Regions from separate parts of the Homo sapiens genome. Here region 1 is linked to region 2. A link is a contact called in ENCODE Hi-C or POLR2A ChIA-PET data. All regions are on one chromosome and are shown on one strand. Each heading gives the region's core, a stretch centred on a gene start or an enhancer-like site at or near the end of the contact. The rest is flanking DNA. Distances are from core to core; before and after follow the strand shown.

The links. Hi-C counts contacts between places; a loop is a spot of excess contacts on that map. ChIA-PET counts read pairs that join two places held with the same protein, here RNA polymerase II (POLR2A). Pooled maps may share reads with other maps.
Region 1: a pooled map shows a loop between it and region 2 (4-fold over the local background). The contact joins two enhancer-like sites. A Hi-C loop is called at or near these places in 3 of 50 pooled maps. POLR2A ChIA-PET finds 5 or more read pairs at or near these places in 3 of 52 experiments (K562, activated CD8-positive, alpha-beta memory T cell and activated T-cell).

What each region holds. Positions count from the first base shown.
Region 1 is chr1:116,137,905-116,141,310 of GRCh38, forward strand. MAB21L3 (mab-21 like 3) reads left to right here. Exons shown (of 8, transcript NM_152367.3): 8 at 1-245. Among named protein-coding and RNA genes, the nearest start is that of MAB21L3, 28 kb to the left of the region's middle. RefSeq lists enhancers at 1,056-1,105, 1,204-1,498. Within about 2 kb of position 1,332, at least 5 of the 41 ENCODE cell types and tissues checked have a DNase peak (open chromatin) inside an H3K27ac peak, as active enhancers do.
Region 2 is chr1:116,554,545-116,558,246 of GRCh38, forward strand. The region is part of intron 1 of CD58 (CD58 molecule); the gene reads right to left. It overlaps LOC105378925 (a long non-coding RNA gene), which reads left to right. Exons shown (of 3, transcript XR_947739.2): 3 at 1-3,702. Among named protein-coding and RNA genes, the nearest start is that of MIR548AC, 3.7 kb to the right of the region's middle. RefSeq lists enhancers at 2,040-2,289, 2,063-2,357. Within about 2 kb of position 2,192, at least 19 of the 41 ENCODE cell types and tissues checked have a DNase peak (open chromatin) inside an H3K27ac peak, as active enhancers do.

The DNA.
Region 1 (3,406 bases), core at 82-2,581, 420 kb before region 2:
TAGGTGGGAATTGAACAATGAGAACACATGGACACATTAAGGGTAACATCACACTCTGGGGACTGTTGTGGGGTGGGGGGAGGGGGGAGGGATAGCATTGGGAGATATACCTAATGCTAGATGACGAGTTAGTGGGTGCAGCGCACCAGCATGGCACATGTATACATATGTAACTAACCTGCACATTGTGCACATGTACCCTAAAACTTAAAGTATGATTAAAAAAAAAAAGTACTGTAACCAAATGGTGGGGTCCCTAGGCTATCGTTTAATAAGTAATGATTTTAAAATATTGAAAAAAAAATTTCCAAACCAACAATGAGTTTACAATTTTTGAAAACATGAAGGCTTGGTGCAGTGGCTCATGCCTGTAATCCCAGCACTGTGGGAGGCTGAGACAGGAGGGTCACTTGAGACCAGGAGTTCAAGACCAGCCTGGGCAACATAGCCAGACACTGACACCCCGTCTCTACAAAAAATTTAAAAATTAGCCGGATGTGGTGCTCAGGAGGCTGAGATGAGAGGATTCCTTGAGACCAGGAGTCTGAGGCTGCAGTGAGCTTTGATTGTACCACTGCACTCTAGCCTGGGTGACGGAGTCACCGGAAGGGAGACCCTGTCTCTAAAAAAAAAATTTAAAAAGAGCATATAAAATGGTGAACAAACTAACATTTTGTTAAATCATCAAAAATTTGTATTCTAATTCTCATATTCTTGTATCTTAGGAAACATCATTTTTGAAAAGGTGGCAAATGTAATAAGGTTTTAAATTTAATTTCGGCCGGGCAGGGTGGCTGAGGCCTGTAATCCCAGAACTTTGGGAGGCCTAGGTGGGCGGATCCCTTGAGGCCAGGAGTTCCAGACCAGCCTGGCCAACGTGGTGAAATCCCGTCTCTACTAAAAATGCAAAAATTAGCCAGGCATGGTGGTGGGCACCTGTAATCCCAGCTACTTGGGAGGCTGAGGCAGGAGAATCGCTTGAACCTGGGAGGCAGAGCTTGCAGTGAGCTGAGATCTGGCCACTGCTCTCCAGCCTGGGCTGGGCTACAGAGCGGGACTCTGTCTCAAAACAAAACAAAAACCATCTTAAGCAACTTTTAAAACAGCTACACAGTCACGGAATGCTAAAAAGTGAAAATTGACTGTAACATTGGTTCAATATGTGTGTACGTGTGTGGAAAGGGAGGAACTGACGTGCGCCACAGTCTGATTCCGGTAGATTCTTTCCGTCTTTCCCCTGAGATCTGAGGGTTTTGCAGGAAGCAGGGCTACCAGCAGCTTCCTGCGTATTCCCAATTCTTGCCAGCAGAGGGCAGCAAGGGAACACATATGAAAGGAGCCAGGTCCCACCCATTCTCGTCCTCGGAGCCCAGCAGGTGTCACACTTCTCAGCCCGTAACTTACACCTGGTCCCTCCAGAGCAAGGATGAGTGGATTCCAGCTCATGCCAAATTGTTGACCTTTCCTGCCATTTTAGCCGAGATTTACATCTTTCTCCTTAAAACTCAGATTTTAAAAGGGAGCCTATGAGAGGACCGTCCATCCAGGCTCCCGGGGCATTCAGCTCCATTCTGTTTCCTGGGACAGATTGCACAGCTAAGAAAAGCCAGAGAATATTACTCCTTTATTCTGTTCTTTTTTTTTTTTAATTCTCCAAAAGACCGTTCAATCCTTCTTCACTCTTCCAGGCCCAAGACTAGGCGTGTAGAGGAATGGTTGGTTTTCAGCCACCGCAGTTGACCTGCCTGCGTCTGCATCCCAGTTCTGATGCCGAGGAGCTGCATGACCTTGGCAAGCTGTTTGGCCTTTCTGTGTCTCTAGTTCCTTCTCTCCAAAATGGGCATTGTGATGGCCAGAATTGTGTCCACCACAATTCATAAGTTCAAGCTCCAACCCCCAGCACCTCAGAATGTGACTGTATTTAAAGAGGTGATTAAGTTAATAATAAAGAGGTGATTAGCTGATTCAGTCTGACGGGTATCCTTAAAGGAGAGGAGATTAAGCACACAGAGAGATGCCAGGGATGTGCATGCGCAGAGGGCAGCCACCCACAGACCAAGGAGAAAGGCCTCAGGAGAAACCAGCCTGTCCACACCTGCTCTTGGACCACCAGCCTCCAGAACTGGGAGAAAATACATTTCTGTTATTTAAGTCACCTAGTCTGTGGTATTTGGTTATTTTCCTATGGCCCTAGGAAACTGTTACAGGCATCATGAAAGAATATATACCTCATAGTGTTAATGAGAGCAACGAATGGAATGATGGATGTAAAAGGCTCTTAGTTGAGTACCTGGCATGGGATAACTGCTGAACAAATGTTTTCATTTTAGATGCCTACCCCTCGTGCTATTTGCCCATCTCTACCATTCCTGATAACTATACCAGACCACAGATAAATTCTTTGTAAAGAAAATATAAACCATCACAGAGGAAACATGAGAAAATTTCACTGCAAATTCTGCAAGCCCATTCTCCCCTTCGTCCCTCTTGCTAAAATATAGAAGGTATCTCCCTGAAAGGCCAATTTCTCCACATGTGACAGCTCAGATGCCTCCCAGCTCTTCAGTCTTTCCATTTATTTCTTGTAGTTTCCTCCACATCCTCCCGCAATGGCCGCTTCACTCTCTTCTCCCCTTTACTGTCCAGCTTCCTGAGTTACTATACGTGTATCTCCACCTACTCGCCTCATTCACTCTTTTTGTTTTTTTAAATTGTGAAATATATTTATACATGTGAGAATCTAACCTATTTAAAGAAGAATAATAAAGCAGGCTGGGCGCGGTGGCTCACACTTGTAATCTCAGCACTTTGGGAGGCTGAGGCGGGGGGAGTCACGTGAGGCCAGGAGTGTGAGACCAGCCTGTCCAACATGGCAAAGCCCCGTCTCTACCAAAAATACAAAAAATTATCCAGGCGTGGTAGTGCACATCTGCAGTCCCAGCTACTCGGGGAGGCTGAGGTGGAAGAATAGCTTGAATCTGGGAAGCAGAGGTTGCAGTGAGCCGAGATTGTGCCACGGCACTCCAGCCTGGGCAACAGAGTGAGACTCTGCCTCAAAATAATAATAATAATAATAATAATAATAATAATAATAATAATAATACACCAATATACTGTACCTTGGTGAAAAATAGCACATTGTCAGTATACGGAATTCTCCTTGCTTCCCCTTCCTTCCAGCAGCCTCCTTCCTCCCAGACATAGGTAATCGTAGGTATCCCACATTTTATGTTAATCATTCTCATGTTTTTCTTTATAGTTCTACTTCCTACCATATTTCATTGAACTTAAGCTCCCGACATTGTAAGATGCATTATTATTTCACCTCTAAGAAAGAGACTCACAAAATGAATGGTTTGGTTACAAAATTTTGGTTACAAAATGAATCTCAATTTTGAAGTGTTTG
Region 2 (3,702 bases), core at 942-3,441:
ACTATAAAAAGACATGAATACATGTGTACATGCATTCTCACTTGCTCTTTTTTTAGACTGGAAAGAGACACCCTAAATGATTAACAGTGGTTGTTTTTAAAGTAACCACGGTTACTTTAGAGATTGTGGTGATGGTGAGATTTCAATTTATTACTTATTACTTAATACAGGTCACATTGAAAAATATGTTACTTTTGAAGACAAATATCCTATTACTATTATAATATTAAAACTATGTAAATTTTTTTTAAATAGAATTATTCAACCAAGAGGAGGAGTTGTTAAGAACTGTCTCTAAAACTAATATCTACCTCTACTTTGTGTGCATGGGTATATCTATTATTTCCTTCCTACAGTAAAGTCTTTTCTGTTGCACTTCCAAGGCCAACACTAAAGTAAGTTGCTAAGATAATTTCTAATGAACAAAAGAACAATAGAAGAAAGGGGAGTGAGTTTTTTCTCAAAGGTCACAAACCATGGATGAACGAATGAATGAATGAATGAATGAATACACAAATAGGAGCAAAGGAATGGTGTCAACAGTGAGTTTGTTGCTTTGCTGATACCACTGAGTGGTCAGAAAAGGGACTGTAGGGACGCTAATAACCATGCCAGAGTGCAGAACAGAGAGTGCCCAGATTTTGAAGCCAGCAAGGCCCAGGGTGAACTCCCAAAGGCCTCCCCACACTAGATCTCCTCAGCTGTGAAGTAGAAATCATAATGCCCACCATAAAAGATTGTTTTCAGGTTTGAATAAAATTGAGAGTCTTTTTACACTGGTTGACATGGAATAGGCTTTCAAAGGTTTTCTCTCTTTTTCTTTTAATGAGTTAGGTCAACATCAAGGTATTCACACTGTCTGAATTAACTGGGTGAGAACTGGGCATGGGGTGAGTTTTTGCTGTTTAAAAGCAAAGAGAGATGGAGGGAGGGAAAAAATTTTATCAGTGATCGCCTAAAAAGATTTTCTATGCTAGCCAGATAATTTTTGAAGGTTTTTTTGTTTTGAAGAATTTTGAATTTTTTTTAAATAAAGATATGAGGGTACCTAATACCTAATCAGCACTACATGTATAGAGTGATCACATATCTAAAAACAGGTCTGATCTCAAATATTCTGTTGCAGTGTTTCTACAAAACATCAACACCTCAATTTTAATAGTTCTTTTTGTATGGCCTGAAGTTGTAACTGGAACCCAAGTTTTATAGATGAAGTATCCTGATTTCTTATTTAGAAAATCTGGTCACCGTTAACTATGGGTTAATGAAAAGGAACTCTCAACCCCCAGCACAAATTCCTCTGCAAATTATTACTCAGGGCCTGAGATTCAGATTGACTGGTACTTTTTTTTTTTACTTAATCTAACACTTGTATGGCCCTGGCTCTGTGCCAGGCACTGTTGCAAGGGCTCTATAAATAGGTACTCACCACTGGGAGCAGTGGCTCATGCCTGTAATCCCAGCACTTTGGGAGGCCAAGGCAGGTGGATCACTTGAGGTCAGGAGTTCCAGACCAGCCTGGCCAACATGGTGAAACCCCGTCTCTACTAAAAATACAAAATTAGCTGGGCGTGGTGGCACTCGCCTGTAATCCCAGTTACATGGGAGGCTGAGGCAGGAGAATCGCTTGAACCCGGGAGGTGGAGGTTGCAGTGGCCAAGACTGTGCCACTGCACTCCAGCCTGGGTGACAGAGCAAGACTCCATCTCAGAAAAAAAAAAAAAAAAAAAAAAAAAATCAGAATCCTAAAAACATATTAAGAAGGTTTTATTTCTAACCTTATTATTTTGCAGGTGAGGAAACTGAGGCACAACAATGTTAAGTAATGAAGCCAGATTTGAACCTGGACAATCTGACTGCAGAATCAGTGCTCTTAACCATTGTTTCTTATTTAGCTTGCTACATGGCATAAGGCTCTTAAAGATAGTGACATGATGCAGGGTTTCTCAGGATACAATCTATAGACAGCATTGGAACAGCAGATGTTGCAAATGAGAAAGTCAAACTGAGTTAAGCACACCTCCAAACCTACAGGTGAGGCACTAAGCTCTGTGGTTTCCAAATCATCGAATGCTAGAGCTGAAGAGGGCCTCAGAGAGCAAGACTCCAGTCAAGGAAGAAAAAGCCAGACCAGAAACAATAAAAAGAAAACGAGCAAACAAAGGAGTCACAAAGAAACAGAACTGTGGCAAATGACGCATTAGACGAAGACCAGCAATTCCACCCACAGAGGAGATACCAGCGGGCCAAGTGTGAGTCAGAAGGGACTGGTGAGGACTTGCGCACCAGTGAGCCTACAGGGAGGGGCCTGCCATGTGGAAACAGGAGCTGTGCCTCAGCTCCTGCCATGTGGAAACAGAGGCCCACCATTGCCAGGTTCCCAATTTTTCAAAAAAAGCCAGATATTCACATTTTGTGTGAAAATTCCTGTTCTTGAAAGTTGGCAACTAATTCAAATCTGAGCTTAGGGGTAACCCCAGCCAGGCTAGCCCTATCAGGACAAGGACAAAGGTGTTCCTGTTTTTGGCTGTATCCCCATATGTCTGGCATATGGACTTTCAATAAATATCTGTTGAATGAATTAACTAAAATGATTAAAATACAACTTAAATGTAGTTCAAAAGATAAGGCTTCCTGACAGAATAGCAAAATTTGACAGTCACCCCAAACCCTGGGCTTTGTGAAATCCCAAATTGCTGTGGAACCTGGCTGAAGAAGGAGGACTTCGTAAGGAGAGATGGAGAAAGAAGTTTAACTGGAGCTTAAAAATAAAATGGCTCAGGAGCCCTCATATACAACCAAAACAGACTCAGTTTTTCAGCCCCACTTTCTGCCTCATCACCAAAGCAAGATGGGAGGACCTGCGGGCTCCACCTTCCCAACTCCACAGCTGTCCCTTTTGAGATGTTCCCTCTCAAGTTTAAGTAGATTTTACCAACTAAGTGTTATAGGATGCAGGGCACCACACCAGATAAACTTGTACCCACTCATGGATGTCAGCCCCAATCAAACTTAACAGCCTCGCTATGGTTTGAGGAGGTTCACTGATGTCATTTCTTTCTTTTCTTTCTTTTTATTTTTCTCTTTCTTTCCCTCTCTCTCTCCCTCCTTCCCTCCCCTTCCTTCCTTCCTTCCTTTTTCTTTTTGGAGACAGGGTCTCATTCTGTCACCCAGGTTGGTGTGCAGTGGTGCAATCGTGGCTCACTGTAGCTTCAACCTCCTGGGCTCAAGTGATCCTTCTGCCTCAGCCTCCCAAGTAGCTAGAACTACAGTTGCATGCCACCACGCCCAGCTAATTTTTATATTTTTTGTAGAAACAAGGTCTCACTATGTTGCTCAGGCTGATCTCAAACTCGTGGGCTCAAGTGATCCTCCTCCCTGGGCCTTCTGAAGTGCTGAGATTACAAGCATGAGCCACCATGCCCAGCCAATGCCATACCTTAGAGACAAGCTAATCACTCTTCCGGGATTTGAAGGAAAGGGTTTTCTTGAGTTTGTTCTTAGAAATAAACAATGTAATTTTAAGATACTTCTCTCTCTCTCTCTAAAATATTTTAAGGCTCACACTGCCTGCAGATTTTAGCAGGTAAAGTAAAAGTTCATTTGACCAAAAAAAAAAAAAAAAGAAAGAAAAAAGAAAAATTCCCTTAAAAGTTTCAGTACCTGAATATATGAATATTGGTATTTCCCTCTGAATATAAG